Linked DNA regions of Mus musculus: region 2 is linked to region 1. The links are chromatin loops, found by intact Hi-C in ENCODE. Cell type or tissue: gastrocnemius. All regions are shown on one strand. Links, peaks and the distances in the headings refer to the core of each region. The heading gives the core; the rest is flanking DNA. Region 1 holds the start of 3110082I17Rik (RIKEN cDNA 3110082I17 gene). Region 2 holds the start of C130050O18Rik (RIKEN cDNA C130050O18 gene).

Evidence for each region. A loop is a pair of places that touch in the nucleus more often than their neighbours do. Peaks named below come from ENCODE experiments on the same cell type or tissue, not always from the same donor. Only the 100,000 strongest peaks of a DNase experiment are listed, where the experiment ranks them.
Region 2: a loop joins it to region 1, with 2.5 times the contacts of the local background. A loop is called at or near these places in 8 of 42 quality-filtered maps.

Annotation. Positions count from the first base shown.
Region 1 is chr5:139,454,674-139,466,392 of GRCm38, forward strand. It overlaps 3110082I17Rik (RIKEN cDNA 3110082I17 gene), which reads right to left and starts at 5,861. Exons shown (of 5, transcript NM_028469.3): 1 at 5,796-5,861; 2 at 744-873. The coding sequence starts at 872. In gastrocnemius, for the core only: no CTCF peak of the experiment used is centred there; a DNase peak (open chromatin) is centred at 5,936; H3K4me3 peaks cover 1,257 bases; H3K27ac peaks cover 1,045 bases.
Region 2 is chr5:139,400,934-139,412,652 of GRCm38, forward strand. All of the region lies in intron 2 of 3110082I17Rik (RIKEN cDNA 3110082I17 gene), which reads right to left. It overlaps C130050O18Rik (RIKEN cDNA C130050O18 gene), which reads left to right and starts at 4,351. Exons shown (of 3, transcript NM_001384195.1): 1 at 4,351-4,474; 2 at 5,499-5,639. The coding sequence starts at 5,561. In gastrocnemius, for the core only: CTCF peaks have their summits at 6,455 and 6,659; DNase peaks (open chromatin) are centred at 6,766 and 7,808; H3K4me3 peaks cover 3,277 bases; H3K27ac peaks cover 6,289 bases.

The sequences.
Region 1 (11,719 bases), core at 2,524-10,523:
AACTGAATTCCATGAGTTGTCCCCTGACTTTAATACACACAACACGAAGGTGCACACATGCATACATAAATAAACGTAAAAAAAAAATTACATTACATTTAAATGTATCTGCATTCTGCATACACATGGAAGATACATGCTAAATAGGGTGAAAAACAAACCCAAACAGTAGTTAGCATGGTTCATACCCTCTCTCAGTGAGTATTAAAATCTATCATTTGGGTCAGTACGATGGTTCATGGGTAAAGGCGATTGCTACCAAGTCTGGAAACCTGAGTTTGATCCCTGGAACCTACAGTGTGGAAGGCGAGACTTGTTCTCTTTAGACTATTGATCTCCAGACCAGTACCATGAGGTGCAAGGATACAGACATGAGTAAATAAGCATGATTAGATTTTTTTTTCTCATAAAGCATGAAGGATTTTGTTTACTGGTGCTGGGGTTCAAAGGCAGGGCCTCCCACGTGCTAGGCAATGCTCTACCACTGAGCCATGGCCTGGCCGCTAGACTTGAGGTTTTTAGACATAGGTTCCTGGGCCACACCCCAGGCACACATCAAAGAAAAAAGCTTCCAGAGAATATAGCCAGGAGGCTCCGGATCCCAGACTCTCCTCCCAGCCAGGCTGGTCTATTACAGTCCACAGGAAACATGGGCACCCACACAGCAGCCACGTTCCTGTCTCATAACTATTTCAGGAAGCACCAAGCATGCCATGTGCGACGTTCCTCACAAAGTCACTCACCAGGGTACTGGCCGTCTCCTTGTCTGGCCCAGCCTCCGATGTCCTCGGCGTCTCCTCTGCCGGTGTTATTTTCTGCCTTTTACTCTCCTTTCCTGTCCCTTCGAGACCTTTTCGCTTATGTTTTGCCATCCTGGAAGAGATGGCACAGGCTGATCAACGGTGGGAAGGAAGAGGCAAAGTGCTGTTAGAGTGGAGAGGATGCTTTCTCGGTGTAACACAAACGGAGCTTTAAGGAAAATAAGCTAACCAGGACTCAGCTGCTGACGAAATGCTTCCTGTACAACCAGGAGGACCATGGAGGAAAAAGTAGTCAGGTGTGGCAATGGCCACCACCTGCCGAGCCAGGGAAATGAGTGTGGACACAGAGGCATCTCTCAAGCTCACTGGCCTGACAGCCTAGCAGAACTGGCAAGCCCCAGAGTTACTGAGACTGTGTCTCAAAAAATAAGATGGAGAGCGATAGATACCCGATGGTCTTCTCACCTGAAAACACATGTACTCACATGTCCATGCACACGTATGTGCACATGCATCCACACACACACCAAACATAACATAAAAAGAAGATGGAGCATATGCCACTGTGGCTCCAGCAATGGCCACTGCCTTCTAGGAATTCCCCCTTAACATGGATATCTCATTTTTCTTTTTCTTTGATTTTAAAACAGGGTTTTACTAAATGAGTCAGGCTGGCCTCTTACGCTAACTCTGCAGCCCAAGTTGGACTTGAACTTGTGAGCCTACAGCCTCCACTAGGGATGGCAGGCCTGGGCCACAACACCCGAGACTGCACTTCTAACTCAAAAGCAACACTGGCTGGAAAGATTGAGAGCAACAGCCAGATACAGTGACACACTCTTCTAATCCCAGCGTTTGGGAGGCAGAAGCAGGTGGCTCTCTGGAAGTTCTGGGTTAGCCTGGTCTACATAGAGACTTCCAGGACAGCAAGTATTGTAGAGAGACCCTGTCTCAAAAAAAATGGTTAAGCACAACACCATTTTTACTGACTATCATCAGGTTTCAAAGTAGAAATCTGCCTATTCCTTAATTAGTACATATTAGGGGGCAGTTCCATCTTTTCCAAATCTAGGCGAAGTCACACCCCTATGCAAGCTATGACCAGTATTATGCCCCAGTCAGGAGAAGCTGAAAGACCCTCAGGGGCCTGAGGTGTTCTTTGAGCTGGCGCAGAGCCCCAAGATACTCCTAAGGACTAAGTGAAGCTAGCTAGATTTGAGGCACTGAGATAAATCCAATCCTATGGTCCTCACACAGTAGGAAAAAAAGAAGCCCATGAGTGAAAAACCAACCAACATGCAAGACAGGGATGGTGGCACGTGCCACTGGGAGGCTGAGGCAGGAGGACTGTCACTAGCTCCAGGCCATCATCCTAAACTGTGAGCCTGCCTCACGTGGTGGCACACATCTGCAATCCCAGCACTCAGGAGGCAGAAGTACGGAGGAGCATAAGACGCTCAGAACCAGCCTGGAACTCAAAAGTGAGAACTTAAAACCACAAAACAAAACCAAGATTGATTATAAGGCTGGAGATCAACTTAGTGGTTAGAAAGAAAGGTGGCAGATTTAATCCCTAGTACAAAAAAGGAAAGGAAAGAAAGGAAAAGACGAAAAAAAAGAGGAGGGTCAGCATGAAGGATGGAAGAGATCTAGAAGCTGAGAACACCCCAGAGAATAAATCCGCAGTCATATAGCCCTCGTGTGTGAGGTAATGTCATCAGGGCAGCCCTGTTCCGCTGGGGCAGTCAGTCTCTGACGACAGCACACAGAAATAATACTATACTATTCTAAATCAGAAAACTCCAAGCTCTCTCTATTTTTTTTAATTAAGCCTCCTCCGTTAAAAAAAAGAAGAAGAAGAATATTTGAAACCAGAGGCTACAAATTTCAATTAACAATGTAATAAGAAATCTTAAAAGAAGGAGAAAATGTTGACACAGGGACACTGGAAATAGGGGTGGTGACGCCAGCCAATTACCTCGTCAGAGAAATAAGGCAAGTTCAGCAAATATTTACACACCACTTAGGAGAGAAGCGAGGCCTGCGTTCACCCTGGAAGTTAGCGTTAAAAAGTTAACCAGGAAGTCTATTTGCGAAGAAGATGGTTCTAATGTTACCAGGTTCTAAGAGACAGCAGCTCCCAACTGAGGCAATGAGGGTTTGTTCTAGTGAGCATCTGCGTTTGTTTGTGGTCAAGTGACTTTCAACAAGGGTACCGTGACAATTCAAAGAGCACTCTATCCACCAGCTGCTGGAAGACTGCTGAAGAGTCACGGGGGAAGTGAGTATGCACTCAGAACTCACGCAGGGCGGACCAAGCCCCACATGTCAAAGAGTCCAAGCCTAATACACTTCTGTTTATACACAATATAGACCAGGCTGACTTTGAACTCACGGAGATCCGCCTGCCTCTGCCTCCTGAGAGCTGGGAGTTGGATTTAACAGGTCAGCCTACGATTGCTAGACTCTCCAGGGATGAGCCCTCATGGCCCTGGAGAACACTGTGTTCTCTCAGGTAAAATACCAGGAGCTAGGGCTGGCGAGATGGCTTAGGGGGTAAGAGCACTGACTGCTCCTCCAAAGGTCCTGAGTTCAAATCCCAGCAACCACATGGTGGCTCACAACCACCTGTAATGAGATCTGACGCCCTCTTCTGGTGTGTCTGAAGACAGCTACAGTGTACCTATGTATAATAATAAATAAATCTTTGGGCCTGAGCGAGCGGGGTTGACCAGAGTAAGCAGGGGTCCTAAAAATTCAATTCCCAACAACCATCTGTACAGCTACAGTGTACTCACATACATTAAATAAATACCAATAACTAGATAGTCAAGAGAAAAATAAGCTGGACTACCTCATAACTAAAACCTTCTGTCCTTGGGCTGGAGAGAGGCTCACTGGTTACCAGCTTTTGCAGAAGACCCAAGTTGGCAGCACCCATCTCAGGCAGCTCAAAATCAACTGTAACTCCTGCTCCAGATCCAACACCTCTGGACACACACACACACACACACACACACACACACTTAAAAATAGAAATAGAAAGGAGCTATTGAGATGGCTCATAGGTTAAGAGTACTTACAACTCTTGCAAAGGACCTAGGTTCAGTTCCCAGCATCCACACGGTGGCTCACAGCTACCTGGAACTCTCCTATCACCACCTCGAATCTCGCCATAGGAGAGGCAAGATGACAGATTCACACACTGCATCCAGCTTTTTATGTAAGTCCCAGGGATCGAACTCAGGTCCTCAAGCTTGTGCGGCAAGTGCTTTTACCCACTGAGAACTCCGGTTCTCGGAGATCTGACGCCTCTTCTGAGCTCCATGGGATCCTACGCACACATGGTATACACACACACACACACATTAGCAATTTTAAAAAATAAATGAAAATAATAAAACAAAATTTAAAAGCTTCTCCCAGGGAACAGTGCCAGCAAGAAAGTAAAGACAACTCAGAGCAGTGCTTGTCTCACACATTACAGGCAGGAAATCTGCATGTGGTGGAGCCTGAGAAGAACTCTTTTTGTTTTTCTGCTTTTCAAGACAGGGTTTCTCCATAACCTGGCTGTTGTGGAACTCCCTCTGTAGAGCACACTGGTCTCAAACTCACAGAGATCCACTTGCCTTTGCCTCTAGGGATTAAAGGCATGCATGGCCACCACCACAGAATAACTCTGGCAATTATACAATAAAAGAATTTGGGCACCAGGTGGGGTGGTGCACACCTTTAATCCCAGAGCTCTAGAGGCGGAGGTGGGAAGATCTCTGTGAGTTCGAAGCCAGCCTGGTATACAAAGGGAGTCTAGGACAGCCAGGGCTTGCTATACAGAGAAACCTTCTCTCAAAAAACAAAACAAAAACCAAACAAAAGAAGTGGTGGGGGAGGGGGAGAAAGCAATATGGTTCAGCAGGTAAAGGCGCTTGCCACTAAGCCTGAAGACCTGAGTTCCGTCCCTGCCTAGCCTGTCGAGTCCACTGTCACATACAAGGTAGATGGCTGCTGGGGACCACCTAAAGTTGACCTCTGGCACACACACACACTGCAAACTCTAGAATGGGCAAAGGTCTTGAACAAACAGTGAAGAACATGAAAAGATGCCCAATGTCACTAGTCCTTTAGGAAATGAAATCCAGAGGCACTGACTGCTGCTTCATGCAGCAAGGAAATAAGAAGACAGAGGGCTAGGAGTTCTCAGTGGGTAAAAGCACCTGCCGAACAAGCCTGATAATATGAGTTCGATTCCTGGGACTTACATAAAAAGCTGGATGCAGTGTGTGAATCTGTCGTCTCGTCTCTCCTATGGTGAGATGGAAGGCAGAGACAGGGGGGTAAGCCTGGGGTACACAGTGCAGCAGCAGAAACCAGAAAGACTATGCCTCAGCAAGCTCAAAGAAGGAACAAGACTCCCTTAAATTATCTCCATGGTACCTAAGACCATTAGTAAGAGATCTTCTACAGTCAAAAACCTGGGCTCCCTAGATCTGGGATTCTTATTCTGGCCCCCGTTTCTTCCCAGAGCCTTGAGTGACACCGATACAGAAAAGGAACCCAAAGAATCTTTTTTTTTTTTTTTTTTTTTTTGAACGGAGTCTCATTTAGAAGACATGGCTAGACCGAGCTAGCGGCAATTTTTTTCAGTCCCAGCCTTCAGGATACTGAGACCACAGCTGTGTACCACCACACCCAACTTGTAAGAATGGATACATGGAAGGACTGTTGGGTGCATGAATAAGTGGGTGGGTGGATGAAGGATATAGATGAATGGATGGGTGGGTGCCTGGATGAATAGGTGGGTGGACGGATGGATAATTGGGTAGAGGAGTGGATGGACGTTTAAGTAGACGGAGGAGTGGACGAATGGCTAAGTGGTCGCCTGTATCAACAGGGGTAAATGGGTAGGTGGGTGGTTGAATAGATCTCTGGAAATCCACGTGGAGAGCTGCGCAGAGACGCACAGCCCGGCCCAGGACCGCGTCTCCCCGGGCGGATGCGACAACCCCCCGTCACCCCACCCTACCCAGCACGCACCTGCAGCTCCCACTCTCGCACACCTCTGCCACGCGCCTCCACCACCAGCTCAGCAGGTTCCGCGCCGTCCCGCCCTCAGAAGATCAGCGCTATCCATTGGATCGGGAAGGCGTCCATCTTCCAGCCAGCCAATGGCCGCCGCATGGGAGGGCGCAGCCCTGGCGCAGGATATTGGCGTCATCTCTCTGAGCTGAGAGCGCAGTCAGTTGCCAGGGCAACACCTGGTGGCGTGGGCACGTGCGGCCGAATTCTGGCCGCTGGTGCTGGGCTGAACAGATAGAACACCTCTCAGAGAATTCCAGCAGGTAAAGTTAGAATATCCGAGGGGTGCCGGGCTTGGAGGTGCACGCCTTTCGTCCCAGCCCTAGGGAAGCTAGGAAGAAGGATTAGGAGTTCAAGGCTATCCTCCGCTGTGTAGGGAGTTCAAAGTCGGACCCTGTTGTAGCCTATAATCCCAGCACCAAAGAGATAGAGGGAGGAGGATCAGAAACTCGGGGTCTTCTCGAGATTCATAAAGGCCAGTGAGATGCCTCCGACGGTAAAAGTGTTTATTGTAAAGCTTGGTAACGTTAGTTTGATGTCCAGGATCCATAAATCGGAAGGAAAATCAATTCCCACAAGCTGTCTTCTGACCTCTAAACACACACACACTAAATAAGTAAATATGTACATTTCATAATATATGTATGTGTACACACACACACACAAAGTAGTGAAGAAGTAATGTAAAGGGTCTGGCATAGCTGTCACTGGCCTTGTAACAGGGCCATAGACCTTAGTAGGCCACCAGACCTTAGCACACTGACTCCACATTGGAAGTACCATGAGGCTGTAAAACTTAGCAGCACATAGACAGCACCACCTGCCCAAACTAAAACAAGGGCCTAGTCCATCAGAGTCCATATAGTGCTGGGAAAGTCTCAACACACACTAACCTTGCTTTCCAGCCTCTCTAGTTCCACTTCTGGTTTACTCTTCTTTTTAACTGTGTGTCAACTCGGAACATGGTTTTAGTGCTTAAAAAATCACCTGGAAAAAGGCTCAGTGCTACACTAGGATTCCATCACCCAGTGTAGTTGCTGGACAGCTAATAAAGATTTTCTATTGGCTTAAACCATGTCTAGCAGTCTTCTCTTCAGAGTACCCCACAACAGCCTTTAATTCCAGCATTGGGTCAGAGGCAAGTGGATCTCTACAAGTGTGAGGCCAGCCTGGTCTACATAGTGTGTTCCAGGTTAGCCAAGGCTTAGTGAGACCCTGCTTCAAAATGACAAAATTACAGATGGAGTGGGTGTGATTTATTGCTGATGCTGCTAGCCAACTAAGAGGAGACAGTAAATTCCTTGTGATGCAGAATAGAGAGAGGGGAATTATCAAGCAATGAGAAAAGACAGACTCCCTCACCTGAGTTTTGTTGAAGCCTCTAACAGGCTGAGAATCAAGAACTCTAGCTCAGCTGGCATTTGCTGTGAAAGTGGCCAACACAGAGATAACAGGTAACAATCTTTCTGTATAAGGATACCTTATTTTATTTATTTTTTTTTGAGACAGGGTTTCTCTGTTTAGCCCCAGCTAGCCTGGAACTCACTCTGAAAACCAGGCTGGCCTTGAGCTCACAGAGATCTGCCTGCCTCTGGCCCTGGTGTGCTGGGATTAAAAGCATGTGCCACCACTGCCTGCCCCAACTCTTTCCCTTCCAATTTAAATGTATTTGTGGGTTGATCTCAGGGATTCTTACATGGTAGGTGAGCACTCTACCAAGTTATGTCACCTGCCCAGCCAGGTGCCCCGACTCCAATCATTTCACAGCTCAGTCTCTTCCTACCTACCGACTCTATACATAGCATTTGAGGCCTTCTGGACTTTCTTTTCTGTTCTAGTTGGCTGTCTTTTACATTTATGTGGTATGTATGTGTGTGTGTGTGTATGGTGTGCATGGGGCAAGTGTGTAGTGTGCATGTATGTGTGTGTGTGTGCTCAGGTAAGTGTGTGGTGTGGTCTGTGTGGGGTGTGTGTGTACATGTGTGTGGATGAGTATATAGTGTGTGTAGGCAAGTGTGTGGTGTGAATGTGTGTTTGTGTTTGTGTGTGTGCAGGCAAGTGTGTGGTATGTGTGTAGTGTATGAGTGTGTGTGGTGGGCGTGTGTCATATATTTGTATATGTTCATGTGTTTGTGCATACATGTATGGAGGCCAGAGGTCTTCTTCATGGTGTTTTTCTCTATCACTTTGCCGAGTAACTTTTTGAGACAGGGTCTTTCACTGAACCCAGAGCTTACAGATTCGTCGAGGCTAGATCACCAGTGAGCTCCAGCTATCTTCCTGTCTCTGTCTCTCCAATGCTAGAATTACGCAGGAGAACCGTCAAGCTTGGCATTAAAAAACAAACAAAAAAACCTGGATCCTGGGAATGCAAAATCAGGTCCCCATCTCCTTTCAGCAAGGACCTTACCAACTGAGGCAGCTCCTGGCCCACACTTACTTTTAATCTGAATTTAAGCACTGACTTCCTTGCATCCGGAAGCAAGCTTGCTGCTGATATTTCTAACCAGGATCAGCTTCCCTTTGTAAACTAATTTAGAGAAAGCAATGGACACTGTCAGGATGTCGGATCATCCAAATAGACTTTCCATCGATCTGTATCTGCTTCTTTTCTACTCCAGACACTAAGTATCCCAGGCTAGCCTCAAACTCATAATTTTCCTACCTCAGCCTTTCCAGTGCTGTCAGGATAGGCATATGTTGCCACATCCTGGTTTTTGAATTTAGTCTCTGGGGTAGATGATATATGTGTTCCATGCCATAGAGGTCTTCTCTAGACCTTAATGGGTTTATCATTAAGTCTTCTCCTCTCCTCCTCCTCCTCCTCCTCCTCCTCCTCCTCCTCCTCCTCCTCCCTCCTCCCTCCTTCCTTTCCCTTTCCCTCCTCCTCCCTCCTCCTCCTTCTTTTTTTTTTTTGTTTTTTTGTTTTTTTGAGACAGGGTTTCTCTGTGTATCCCTGGCTGTCCTAGACTCACTCTGTAGACCAAGCTGGCCTCAAACTCGGATATCGGCCTGCCTCTGCCTCCCAAGTGCTGGGATTAAAGGCATGGGCCACTACTGCCCAGCAAGTGTTCTTCTTTACTGCTTGTATAAATGGTATTTTCTCTCCCATCCTATCTCCTGGCTGTTGTTCATGAGAGTAAAAACCATAGATGGCTGGGTTGTTTTCTGTCCTACCAAATTACCACCTTCTCTAATTGTTTGGGGATGGAACTGACATTTATGAGCTTAAGGAAACTCCATTTTCTGTCTCCATTGATCTCTGTGTTCCTTTGTGTATGTAAGTGTTTGCATCTGCACATACATGTGCAGATGCATATGCTCATATGTGCATGCATGTGCGGAGGCCAGAGGCCAATGTTAGTTTACCTCTGTCACTCCTACATTCGTTTCTTTATTAGATCTCACTGTGTAGCTCTGGTTAGCCCGGAACTTGCTATGCAGACAAGGCAGACCTCAAATTCACAGAGACCCACCTGATCCTGCCTCTGCCTCCCGAGTGCCGAGATTAAAGGCAAGTGCCACCATGACTAGCTTGTACTTATTCTTAGAGACATAATTTGTCCCTAAACCTGAAGCTTACTGACTCAGGTAGGCTGACCATCAAGTCCAAGATTCCCTCTGCCTCTGCTTCCTAGCCCCAGGGTTAGATGTGTACCCCCATATGGAGTCTGGGGATCCAACCAGGTTCCAATGGTTATACAACAGACATTTCACTCACTGAGCCATGTCCTCAGCCCCAAATACTATCATCTGGATGTCTGAGACTAACTCTCATTTCCCTTCCTCTGAGGGCATATCCTCTGAGCTCCATGTTGGCTCCATATCACCCGCCCTTCTGTCTGTCTGTCTGTCTGTCTGTCTGCACTCTGTCCCTCCCTGTCTCCCCTCTCACCATTATTTACTATTACAATAGTTTATCTCTCTGGGTGTAGTGATTCAGACCCATCATTCCACACTGTGGAGGCTGAGGCAGGAGCATGGAGAAGTCTAGGTCAGACTGGATCACATAGTAACTTCCTCTCTCAAAAACACAAAAGTCAACTCATTTACCACGACCGTGCTATTTTTTTTTTAACTTTTAAAAATTCCATTTTTGAGCTAGGTGTGGTGGCACACATCTTTAATCCCAGCACTCATGAATCTGATCAGGAGAATCGCTGTGAGTTTGAGGCTAGCCTGGTCTATAGTGTGAGTTCCAGGACAGCCAGAGTTACATAATGAGACCCGGTCTCAAAAATTTTTTTTCATTTTTGTTTATTTAGTTTAAGTTTTTTTCACTTACTACTTCATGCATGATTGGGCCAGTGTCACAGCATGAGTGTGGAGGTCAGAGGACAACTTGCAAGCTTTAATTCTCTCCTTCCACCATGTGGGGCCTGGGGCTCAAACTCATCAGGCTTTGTGGGGAAGCACCTTTACCCAAGGACCCATCCTGCCAGTCCAGAAAATGTATGTTTAAACTGATTTCATTATTCTTCTGAAAACTCTAAAAATAAAAATCACTAATGGCCCTCTTCCAGGCTTGCAGCGTAACTAGATAAAGATGAGGAAATGTGTTTCAGCCGTGGCCTTAGCTGCCATGCCGACCATACACAGCACTGCTGACTCAGACAGACTGCATCCTCCTAGCCACGTGCTAAGACTCTCTGGCCCAAACTCAAATGGAATAAAACTGGCTTTTCTTTCCTTTCCTTGTTCCCTTAATTATTTATTTGTTTGTTTGTTGTTGTTGTTGTTGAGGTCCCAGAATCACCTCACAAAATCCATGAACACCGATCTCAGTTTGCCAGGGAGAGTTTACTGAGCACACACCCCAGGACTGGTCATCCAGGGCCATGGTCCAGATTCGGGAACTGAACCGTGACCCCAACTTAAGATCCTACAGGGTTCTTAAGCCCAACATCCAGAAACATCTGTGCCAAGTTATTCCACCAATCAGAACTTAGGGATAGGGGATTTCATTAGCAACGTGTCTTTGTTGTACACTTATCTATCCTGCTCCCAGTGGTTGGGGTATTCAACTATGACAGGGGACTTGCCTTGTCTAATATTTATGTCCTAACTTGCCAGCCAGGATGTCAGTTACTCACACACATGTCTCTTTCTGCCAAGTAGGATGTCAGTTCCCAAGGAAGTCTTGGAAACTTAAACGTTACTGGACCACTACTCAAAATGGAAGTTTTATTCCAAGTAGTTTCTTACATTGGTGCAGGTGTCTCTCTTATATTGGGGTCCATCCCAGGGGCAGTTTATAAAAGCAACTACCATAAAAGCTCAAATATGGGTGCAGGAAGTGCTGTAGGGTGGTTGGTTCCAGTCCAAGCTTATTGTGGGTAACAATACAAAACAGTTCTACTGACTTCTATCATGACTGGTTTCCAAGGGCACAGAACATAACAGCATATCTAATCAATCTTGGCATTATAAAGTTTCCTAGTAACAGCAGAAACATATGAGAACACTTCCTTATAGTGGCAGACTAGCCAGGTAACAGTTACCTAGGCCTCCACAGTTGTCTGTATGCATGCATGCAATATGTGTGTGTGTAGATGCCAGAAGACAGTGAACAGCTTCTTCAGAGAAGAACTAACAGCCACGCACTCCAGTCCCTTAGTGATATGATTACAAATTATTTTTTAATTATTTATTTAGTATGTGTGCACATGTACACATGCCTACCAAGATGCCTGTGTGGAGGTCAGAGGACAACTTGAAGGGATTGTGTGATGGCTATACTTGGTTATCAACTTGACTACATCTGAAATTAACTTAAAAACCCCCAAAACAGTCCAGCAGTGGTAGCACTTGAGAGGAACAGGTAGGTAGATCTCTGTGAGTTCCAGGACAGCCAGGGGTACACAGATAAGTTCTTTCTCAAA
Region 2 (11,719 bases), core at 1,812-9,811, 54 kb before region 1:
CTCCCAGCGCCACTGACCAACCAGCCTGGCCTAATTGGTGAGGTCAAGGCCAATGAAAGACCCTGCCAGGCTCAAAGGAAGTGGTTGGAGCTTGTGAAGATGACACCTGAATTTGACTGTGGCCTCCATGCACACGTGCATCACTGCCATCCCCTGTTTAAAATAATCCAAAAGCCCGGACAGGCTTCCTGGAGAACTCAGAGTTCCACAGGGTAGCTGCACGCCCTCAGCAGACTATACCATCCTGTGAGAGGAAGCCAGGCAGAGCAGGAGGACCAACGGGCATGTTGGCAGCACGAGAGAAGACTGAAGAAACCACATTAAAACCATTGCATTAAAACCCCAAATCAGGGGCTAGAGAGACGGCTCAGCAGAAGTGCACTGATTGCTCTCCCAAAGGTCGTGAGTTCAAATCCCAGCAACCACGTGATGGCTCACAACCATCCGTAATGAGATCTGATGCCCTCTTCTAAGGTGTCTGAAGACAGCTACAGTGTACTTACATATAATAAATAACCTTAAAAAACAAAACAAAACAAAACAAAACAAAACAAAACAAAACACCAAAATCAGCCATGCATCAACAGAGATGTGTACCAACCAGATGTCCAGGGAGGAAGGGCACTCCAGATAGTCCTCTGAGAGGCTGAGGCAGGAGGATGGGAAGGAAGTTCCAGGCCCAGCTTGGGATACCTGGCCTCAAAATAAATAAATAAAATTCAAATTGGTGGTGGTGCATGCCTTTAATCTCAGTACTTGGGAGGCAAAGGCAGGTGGATCTGTGAGTTCGAGGCCAGCCTGGTCTACAGAGCAAGTTCCAGGATAGCCAGGGCTATACAGAAACCGCTTTTCAAAAAAACAAAACAAAACAAAAAGTTCAAAACCAAATAAACAAAAAGTTACCGGGATGTAGCTCAGTTGGCAGAGGGCCTGCCTGTCGTTCTAACCCTGGATGGCATAAACCAGGTGTGGTGGTACATACCTATAACCCCAGCTCTGGGCAGTAGAGACAGGATTGGGAGCTAAAGGTTATAGAGAGCCAGATGCCATCCTCAAATCCGTTCCAAAATTCCAAGGAAGGGTCTGCAGCTGTCACTACACAGTCAGCCAGGCAATCAGTTAGTATTTTATCGGGGACACATCACAATGTGGGCAGCACTCCCCTGAGGATCCTTTGCAGGTTCAGTCTACAGCACCTGGTAGGAAAGCCACAGTAGCCTAGAACAGACCCCAGGTCCAACCTGCACAGACCCATTGACTGCTCCAGGTAGACAGATCACAGGATAGCTTGTGCCCCTAAATGTACGTGCTTGGACAAAAACAGCTTGGTAGGCAGTGTGCCTATAATAGTGCCACTATAAATGAGGAAAGATGCCAGATGGAGAGCTAAGATACCAGAAAGATGGGGAGGAGGTGAGACAGAGAGAAGCCAAGCACAGCACAATGAGGACAGATGTCCCACAACAGAAAAGGACCAGGTAGAAAGCCCTATGCCATCCAGAATTAGCCAAGACCAGATCCACGCTGGCCTTTCAATCCTTGGTCCCTGGCTTCCCTCTCCTGATTTTCTGTAGCCCTCATCATGGAAAAGGTTTTGTACAGGTCATTCTGTGACCCTGTCCTCCTGACCCCTGGGCTGCCACACTGGAAGACCAAAGTCATTAGTTCTTGCCTTAGCTGGCATGACACTGTATGGCAAGATGACCCTTCACCCCGTAGACCACATACCGAGTTCCTTCCATAGGCCTGCAGATGCCAGTGCCCCCAAACCACCACCTTTCCAAACTGCAGGGTCACAGGGTAAGGCACTGGAGAGAGCTGCTTTCTAAGAGACATGTGTTGGCCACCATTCCTCTGTGGGCTTTCAGGAGAAGTGCTGGCTGTGTTCTGGAGACGCCCACAAAGCAGCTCAGATGCGTGCGATCACTGCGCATCTCTGTATGGCCAGTGCAGCAGGTTCAGGGCTCAGAGGGGCTGGGGTGAGCTACCAACCAGCTAGAAAATTTGACAATGTTCCTACTTGAGTCTGGTGAGGGTGCCTAGCCTTATACATGTGCCCTACCTAACCAAACTCTATGCTTAAAACAGAATTATAAACATGACCCTCAGATAATGCTGTGCTTAAAATGTAAAGCTGTGGCAGAGTCGAGGGGATCAGAAAAGTCATCACTGTTGACGCAATATGAAAAGACACTGAGGAGCCCCATCTGAGGAGCGGAACCATAAGGCGCGTGGCATTGCTGTGTGTTAGAACTTCCGTCGTCATCTCCATGCTGAAGGATGTCTGCAGGACAGACGCACGGCTGTGCTCTTCTGCTTGCTTCCATCACCTGGCTATGTGAACAGCCTGCTCTGCGTCTTTGTGGGAAGGAGGGCCATCCTTTGCCCCCCCCACCCCCCAGTTCCCAGCGCACTAGGGAGGATTGAAGCATCAGCAGCTGTGCAGACAGAAAAACCTGGGGACACCCTGCTGCCCAGACCATCTGTGGCCTGTGGCCAGGTGATCACAGCCCAGGTGACATCAAGTATATCCTTGCTGGGTGTGGTGGCACAACCCCTTGGATTCCAGCACTCAGGAAGCAGAGACAAACTCACTCTGTGAGTCTGAGGCCAGCCTGGTCTACATGGTGAGCTCCAGGCCAGGCAGGGCTACATACTGAGACCCGGTCTCAAAAACAAAAAAACCAACTAAACAAAAACCAAGGTGCATCCTTAAGAGGGGACAGGGAGGAAGGCAGCCACCACACTCACCACAGGTTCAGCTGGAGAAATGATAAATGAGGTAGGGGGGAGCCATGGTGGGGACAGCCAAAGCCTCCCAGCTGGTGGGGAACCACACTATGGCAGGGGAAAGAGGGAGGAAGGAAGCCATACCTACCCACTGTCCCTTCCTTCCCTATGCAAAACATGTATGCCCCCGCTCCTTCCCACCCAGCATAGACTCTGCCCTTGGTGTTGGGGGCTCCTGTGGGGCAGGACTATGGGCTGTGCAGGTCCTGAGCACAGTTGCACAAGCACACAGTCTGAGGGCCACGTCTTCCTGTAATCCCATGGCAGCATGTGCACGCAGCCCAGAGGCCACATCATCTTGAATGCTTGCAGCAGCATGAGCATGCAGTCTGGGGCCACGTCTTCCTCAATTCTGAATTCCCACGGCAGCATATGCACGCAATGTAGGGGCCACATGCTTCTAAATGCTTGCAGCAGCGTGAGCATGCAGCCCAGGGACACAGCTCCCTGGATTCTATTACCAGGTCAGAGCAAAGGTTCCGGCCAGCACTTTGGGGCCAACAGCACACATCCAAGCAATCACAAGCTTAGGCTTAAGCTTTAGGTCTTAAACTGAAGAAGACCTGTGACATCAAGGAAGTGGTCACTGAGCTGGAATGGTCTGGGAGGTGGTTAGTTCATGGCTGGGGCCCTGCAACGCCCATGAGAATCAATTTACCCAGCACCATCCAGGAGAGCCACCATACCCAGAGGCCAACCTGAGCTCGGGGGCTATCATTGCTCACTTCCCAGGACACTAAGGCCTGGAGATGGGTGTCTAACTCCAAAGCTCACACAATAGTGAATGTGGAGAGAGGAGCCACAGTTCTGTCTAGGCACACCCAAGAGCCAGGGGTGTCCCACGGACTGGCTCAGCCTAAGGTCCAGCATGAGTCAGGGGAAACATTAGGACCCGAGGACATGCAGGGCCACACCAAGGTATAAAGGCTTGGGCTACACATCTGTGCACTGACTGCAGCCTGCGCTGCAGTCCCTCTGAAGTTCCAGTGTCTGAGCTGTTGAGGCTGGGGCAGGCTGGTCACTACCTCATTTCGGCTCCAGCTAAGCTGCAGAGCCTCTAGTTCCACGGCCTGTCCCCAGAGCTCCTCCCTTTGGGCCTGGAGGTGCCACTAGGTACCTCTCTGTGACAAGTAGAAGATGGTTCCAGAAGAAGACTGTTAACATGGGATTGTCTCTTCACCAGGGGACAGGGTGTGTGACACACAGAGGGCACAGTGGTGGGCCTCAGAGCAGTCTATACTTCCCTTACCAGCAGATAAACAGAATTTGAAACAAAGAGGGTTATCAGCCCCAGGGTCCCCACCCTACGTCTGTGCCTGCCTGTTCAGTCCCCAGGAGAAGGCCTAGGCACTCACTGTGGGACAAAGCCCAAGTGAGGCAAAGGAGGCTAGCCGGTGAGCCCACAGGCCACATCCTGTCATGGAAGCCTGATACGCAAGGGGCCATTCTCAGGAGTGACACAATAGGGTTTTGCAGAACTGTCAAAGGCCATTAGGAAGGTCATAGCCAGTAGCCACCCTGAGAATTGTCATCAAATAAGGAAGTACCAGAGGTGGCCCCACTGGCCTTAGAGTCCTTGAGCTGAATGCTACCACACTGACCTCGCAGCCAGGAGGGGGACACACAGGGACACATAGGAAGCTGGCCCGGAGTTGTGGGTTGATAGCCGCTCATCACACACCAGGTAGGGAGGGGAAAAGGGGGGCCACTGAGATGAGACCTGAGACATTAGTGCCTCCTCAGACTTCTCTCCCACTAGATTCTTCCTCTCCGGGGCAGCATCTGGCATTCAGGGCTGAAAATGCACTCAGGAGTCCAGGTCCCCAGTTAATGGATTTCTAACACCATTCCCCACCCCCACCCCTCAAGTCAGACAGCAGTACGCCACACAGGAACTACCCAGAGGCCCCAGGCACAGCGCTGGGATGGCTCTCCTACAGCACTCAGGAGGCTGAAGGAACTGCCTGAGACCAGTACCACAGGGCAGCTTGGGGCTGATACCGCATGACCAGCCTGCAACACTGCAGAAGTAGGCATACCCGGGAGCGGGCAGGGGTGAGGGTAAAGCCCACTGCACTTTGAGATCTTTAAAGTATTCTCAAGACCGTTTACCTTCATCTGGCTGGGGCTCTCTCTTCAAAACTCATCTCAGCCAGCATCATGGCATCCTGAGCAAGGCCCAGAGAGACGACACAAGCAGATGTGCAATCTGGCGTCATGTCTAGGCACAGCCCCATCCCAGGCAACTCCGAGATGCAGCTGCAGCCATTGGTGCAAGGATAGTAAGGGGTGCCAGGTGTCACCTGCTATCCAGATTGGAGTGTCCACTGTCCTGAGTCACCCTGTGCCAGGGACAGAGGGACAAGACCCTCATCCATGTGGCAAGGTTCCATGCACTGGTTTGTACTCGCTGGGAGGACTTTTTCCTGCTGGGTGGGGCTTCAGCTCCTATTTTAGGTTACAAATGTCTTTGCCTTCTGGGAGGGACCTTCTGCGAGTGGCCAGCACACTTCTGCAAGAAAGCCCTGGAAACTCTCAGACACACACACACACACACACACACACACACACACACACACACACACATCACTCTTCCACCTCAGACATAGGCCCATTTAGATTCTTCTAGGTCACATGGTCCAACCATAGCCCGCTTAAACACAGTGTGTGGTTTGGACGACTCCAGGCCAAATCCTGTTTTTCCTTAGGTACTGAGGGCGTCTGTGCCAGCCTGTCTTTGGAGAGTGTAGAGCAATGGAGGGAAGACTGGATGAACAGAGAGCATGCCCCAGCCTCACGGCAACCCCCCAGTGCTGACAGAGCGTTGTGTGGATTTCAGGCTGGCACAGGTGAGCACTGTTTTTATGTCCTGGAGAGGAAGCGGCCCTGCTTACCCAGCTTGTCCTCCTGCCTCTGAGTGACCAGTGAATGTACCCAGGGGCCACTCACAGCTGTGGGAAGTTTGTGCAAACCAATTTCTTTATGGGACAGGTCAGTTCTGTTACGTTAAAAAAGAAAGAGAGAGAGAGAGAGAGAGAGAGAAAAAAGAAAGAAAGAAAGGAAGGAAGGAAGGAAGGAAGGAAGGAAGGGAGAGAGAGAGAGAGAGAGAGAGAGAAAGAAAGAAAGAAAGAAAGAAAGAAAGAAAGAAAGAAAGAAAGAAAGAAAGAAAGAAACTCTAGCCTTCTGTATGGTGATGTAGCCTTTTCCTGAAGGGCCAAGGGTGGCTCTGGTCAGCTTTCACAGTGAATGGGAAAGGCCCAGGAGTGGTCAGACAGTACAGCTCATGTTGGCAGGCAGGGCTGTCAGGGCAATTGCTATGGGAGGACTTCAGCTCTGGGGACGGGAGTGGGGGATGGAGAGAGGCCGGCGGGGCAGAACATAAAGAGTGCTCTATAGTGGGCACATCTGGAATGCATGCTTGCATGGCACATGAAACCTGGAAATGGAGAACTCTTTTGGCTGGACTGCAGCAGGGTGAGGCTAGAGCCTAGACGGCAAAAGCGGGCAGGGGCTGGAAGAGAGCCTTTGGAAACTGGTGTGATCGGGCTGGCCACCTCTGCACATGGTGGGCTTTGTACTCAGGTGTGATGCCCTCGACGTGAGTCCCTGTGAGCTAAGGCAAGGAGAGCCACTAGCTAGCTGGATGCCATGTCAGGCGCGTCCTCCCAGGGGCGCTCTACAGTGGTACTTAGCAGACCCAAACCTCCTCAGTAGACATGTGTGAGCACAGCTGTAGTGCTGATGGCTCACTGAGCCACCAGAGACAGACATCTGCTCCATCTGAAAGAGTGATGAGACAGGAAGCCAAGGCGAAGCCTTCGGCCCTTCTGGGAAGCTGCTCTGGTCAAGTGCTCCACTGCTCTCCTATTCCCTCCTCTGGAGCTCATCTGTTTGGCTCTGGCTGACCAGAAACCTTGCTCCTGCCCATACCCAGCTCAGGCAGGGTGCCATCAAGCAGCTGGCCAAAAGAGCCAGGAAGACCTGTAGCTGGGGGAAGGGCCAGCAGGGAGGGGCCACGGAGGGCAGACTGCAGAGAGAATCCATCAGGATTTCCTGCCAAAAGCCTTTGCCACCGCGGCCCAGGCCAGACTACTTTGCCACCCACTGTTGCCACCATTGCTAGGGTACCTGATATTGCAGCGTGAGAACAGAAAAAGATCATCTGACACCCCTACACACACACACACACCCACATACCCCACCCTCCACCTGCGTGCAAGTACGCACGCGCGCGTACACATACACACACACACACATACCCCACCCGCCGCCCTCGAGCGCGCGTACACACACACACACCATAGTATGAAGGCTGTGCAGATCCTCACATAACTACAGTAAGTGAATGAAGACTGCAGAAAGAATCAAGTCTACGGAAAGCCAGAAAATGGTGAGCACCGCTCCTGGTGACTTCAGTTCCGCCCTTCCCACCAGACGGCCCAGCACAGGATGGCCCAACCTCTTGCTTGTCATCTCAGGTGAATCCTGCTTTGGAGGAATCTCTTGGATCACTCACTCTAGCCTGGCTACTGGATCTCAGGACAGCTGAGGGCCTCAGGTGGCACATGGTACCTGGTGACAGGGACGGTCAGCTCCAGTACTCAGGGCCAGTACCACCAGCCCTGACTTCAGGGCGAGCTTGCTTCTCAGCACTCCCCAAGCTCAGCCTTGTGGGAAAGGTGCCACACACAGCCATGTTAAGCCATTCGGAAACCTCCAAGGACTGGGTCTCACCCTCTCTGGGGTCATCCCTCCACTCTCAGCTCCGGTGCTCATGGAGGACGCTGGGAACACTCAGGCCTTATTAAACAATCACAGAGCCCTCCCCCCCCCCCCACACACACACATGCTGCCAGGGAAGGAAGTGTGCTAGGTCTCCCGGAACGAAGGCTGAGGGGGATGCTAGGAGGCCCAGGGCCTTGGTCTGACGCCACAGGAGGTTCTACTTCTGCTTCTTACCCATGGGCCCAGAGAGCAACCACTCTGCAGGAAGCAGGAAGCCTGTGTGAGGCCAGGCAGTCTGCCCAGCTAGGCCACTGGTCACTGGACTAGAGTGCTAGTCTGGCCCATCGCACACGGGGACCGGAAGAATGTGGAGCTCCTAGAGGCCAGTGTCTGTGTGTACATGTGCACATGTATACACAGCTTATGTTGGTGTGTGCACGTTTGTAAAGATGTGTCTAGTGTGAATCTATGTGTACATACATGTGAATGTATGTTTGCCTGTTCATGTGCCTGGTGTGCACATATGTTCATGTCAGGGTGTACCTGGTACATGCATGTTTTTGTTTCTGTGTATCAAGATGCATATCTACCTATGTATGTGCACATGTACACTTGTGTGTTGGTATGTGCCTGGTTATACACACATGTGCATGCATGTCAGCATGTTCATGTGTCTGGTATGTACACACGTGCATACACATCTACAGGACACAAAAGGCATATGCACCATATCTGGAAGTTTCGAGAAAAACAAACAAGAGACTGCTTTTATCCTTATCTTAATGAAGGTAATTTTTCTGTTTCTAAAAACACAGAAACAGCCTTGGGACCAAAAGGACAAACAAGGACAGTCAGGCTATCCCTGCTGCTCATTGTGACAGTCCATGAGTCGTGCGCTGCCTTTCCAGATCCCTGGGCTGGGGGTGGGGGGGTCAGAGGCTGGTGGTCCCTTGCTGGCCCTGCACACTACTGTGGTGTCAGTTCAAGCTCCCCTTCAAGGTTACAGCTCTGTGTAGGGTTGGACAGGGGCTGGAGCAGGGCACCAGGCCACGTGTGTGAAACAGACAGGGTGACTCACAGTGGCGCTGCCCCAGGCTACAGGACAGGAGACTGCAATGGAAACATTTACAGAGCGGAGGCCAGAGGCGCTAGAATGGCTGAGTCCTGCCAAAAGGAGCAGACAGCTGAGGGATGGAGCAGGGTGGGGCCCGCCGGGTGGAAAACAGCGGGTCAGACACAGGAACCATCTCTCAGGGCAGCTCTGATCTTCCGGGTACTAGCTTTGGACTTCGTTCCTCAATCCGCTGTCCACCTCTGATCCCTTGTACGACATATTCGCAGGCCTCCTCTCCCTGGGCTGGCAGTCTGTGGGGCACCACAGTAAACCTGTGAAGGTAGTGGGGAGCCAGGAAGTCCTCCTAGGATGCCAAGGCCACTTTGCCTACTGTACTACACACATGTAAGGCCACCCGTGCCACCTGTGGATCACACAAAAGAATCTCACACATTCATGTCATTTCTGTGTTGTTTGAAAACAATGTATGAGCCTTGCTGGAAAGATCTGTAACAATAAGTGTGACTTGAAAGGAGCTGTCTGTAAGAGCATTGTGCCCATGTGGAAAGGGCTTGGTAAGCTCTCTCCTGGTTTTTAGAAAAGCTATGGGCTTTGTGAACTGTCTTCTCCCCACCTAAGCAGTGTTGGGTGAGGGGTCCACTTCCAGGAACCATTCTGAAGGGCTATTTACAGAGTGGTGGCCAAGAGCCACTGCAGGAACACAGCATTCTCAGACACTAGCCTTGGGGAGCTCCCAAGGGACACAGAGCTGACCTTGGCGGCCCTTCTGCAGGGTCGAGAGGCCACAGGTTCTCAGCCTGTAATGCATCCATGGACTTCTGGCTCTCTTCTGTGGTGCTCTAGGTTTTTTAAGAAGTCGGACTGGGTTGTGGTCGGAGAGTAAGATGGTCCAGCCACCCTGGAAAACTGGTGACCTCAGGTGACCCTGGAACTAGCTATGCCACTCTCAGATATGTGCCCCCCCCCCCAAAAAAAATGAAAGAGAGCGGAAATCAGCTGTGTGAGAGCTGCTGTCTAACACTGTGTGCACCTCTTAGTGACAGGAAGAAGTCCTAGTGGGGCAGGCAGGGACGACAAGGACACACAGTGGCAGGGAGGCAGACACCTCCTGTGTATAAGAACGCAAGACCTAAGGCTTCCACAGAGACCATGTGCTACTCTGGATGTGTCCAAGTTGCAAAAGATAAAGCAGATAAATGGCTGTTGAGGCTGGGTGTCAAGTTCGGTAAGTGAGGGAGCTGTGTTGAGTGAGGGCTGTGACCAGAGTCAAGGTGGTGCCTGTCAAGAAGAGTATGTATCCTTTCTACAGAGTCTTTCAAACAGACTTGGGGAAGAGCTTCGAGTTCTCAGGCTGACCCTGGGCTCAGGTCTCCGTGGTACTAACTCCCAGGCTGAGCCAGGCAAACCAACTCAGGCTGTCCTAGTGCGCATATGAACTGAGATGCAAGTGCTGGCAGACAGACATACTCCAGAGGACTAGTGCGTGCGTTACCCAGTGGGAGAACACTGGGACCCGAGCTCAGGCTGGCTTCCCTCTGCAGCCCTGCTGCCTCTCTCCCCATCTCTCCATCCCGCCTGAGGTGGACTACAGAGGAAGAGGACTTGAGGAACTGTTCAGGCTACAGAGAACCCAGGACACAGGGTGCCAGGAGAAGGCTGGGCACTGAAGAGCAGATTGCGGAAGGTTTGGCAGTAGAGGGCTTCAGTGGTTTTGTCAGATCCAACATATTGGTAGGTGCTTGCTAGGACTGAAAGCACGTGACCTTGGGCTCCCAAGAATGGCTGGACCCTCCGAACCTCAACAAAGACAGGATGGCAGATGGTAGTAGGGCAGTAAGGTGTGCCAGGGTGTGCTGTGCACAGAAAGCTCTTGGCTGCTCCTTCCCTAGCTGGCCTCTTTAGGACAGAGCTCCGAGGATCAGGAGGAAGACAAGCTCATCTAGTCTGCATGGGTTTCCACCCGCTCTGAAGGACAAAAGCACGGGTGGCACTCTGGTGAAATCCTCAACTTGGGCAGGCTGGGTACAGGGAGCAGAGCCCCAAGTGTGGCTGTGCAGCACCAGTGTCCGCCCCTCAGGAGACAATTACTTGCTCTCACATTCCCGGCAGGGAAGGGGCACTGGTACCCAGTACATAGAATACTGAGATCTGAGAACTGAGATGATGAAGGCCCTGTGCAGGCCCAGATGGTGCCAGAAGATGCCCTGGCTAGAGCACTTGGGACCTAAGCAAGGCCCCTCCAGCCTGAGTGGCAGCCTGCAGCCTTTTTCCCTATGGACAGAATCACACAGCCTGTGGTGAGGAGCACCATCCTAGTCCACCGCCCGGAAACTGGAGGCAGAGCTGACGGCTGCAAGCCAGAAGGGCCCTTGGTGATCAATGTCCACAGACACAGTGCCCAGCGGCACACCACGCACGAGGCATGGAGCGGCTGCAGAGGTAGAGCAGCAGCTCTGCTCCCTGACCGTGGTCAGAGATCACAAGATGACTTCCCATTCCACCTGACAAGACAGACTTGAAATTGCACCCCCCCCCCCCGGGCTGGCCATGACTCTTCATTTCCACACCGTTGGCTTCTTAAGCACTGGCAGCTGGAAGCCATCACAGCCACTGCTGTGTCTTTTCAGACTGAAAGAGACAGATACCATGAGAAGCGCTCCTGCAGGCCCACGGGGAGTAGCAAGGGCTGGCTGCTGGTGGTAGCGGTGGCACGGTAAACAACTGAGCACACCTCCGACTCATCAGTCAACCTTCCTGCTACTTGGGACACTCAGAGAGAACTGTCCTCTGGGTCTGAAGATGACAGGGTGGACAGGATGGCAAGGTACAGTGCATGACCAGATGACTGTGGCAGGTCCTTAAAGCCTAGAACCCAAGAGGCCTGTGAACAGACAGGGGCTAGCCTGGACTCCTGAATCTAGAGTAGTGCGCATTGTGAAATGCTAAAAATTAGTTTAAAAAAATTTTTATAGGGATTGGAGAGATGGCTCGGTGGCTTAGGAGCACTGGCCACTCTTCCAGAGGATCTTGGTTCAATTCCCAGCACCCACTTGGTGGCTCACAACCGTTTGTAACTTAAGTCCCTGTGTATCCGACACCCTCTTCTGACATCAGTGGGCACCAACCACA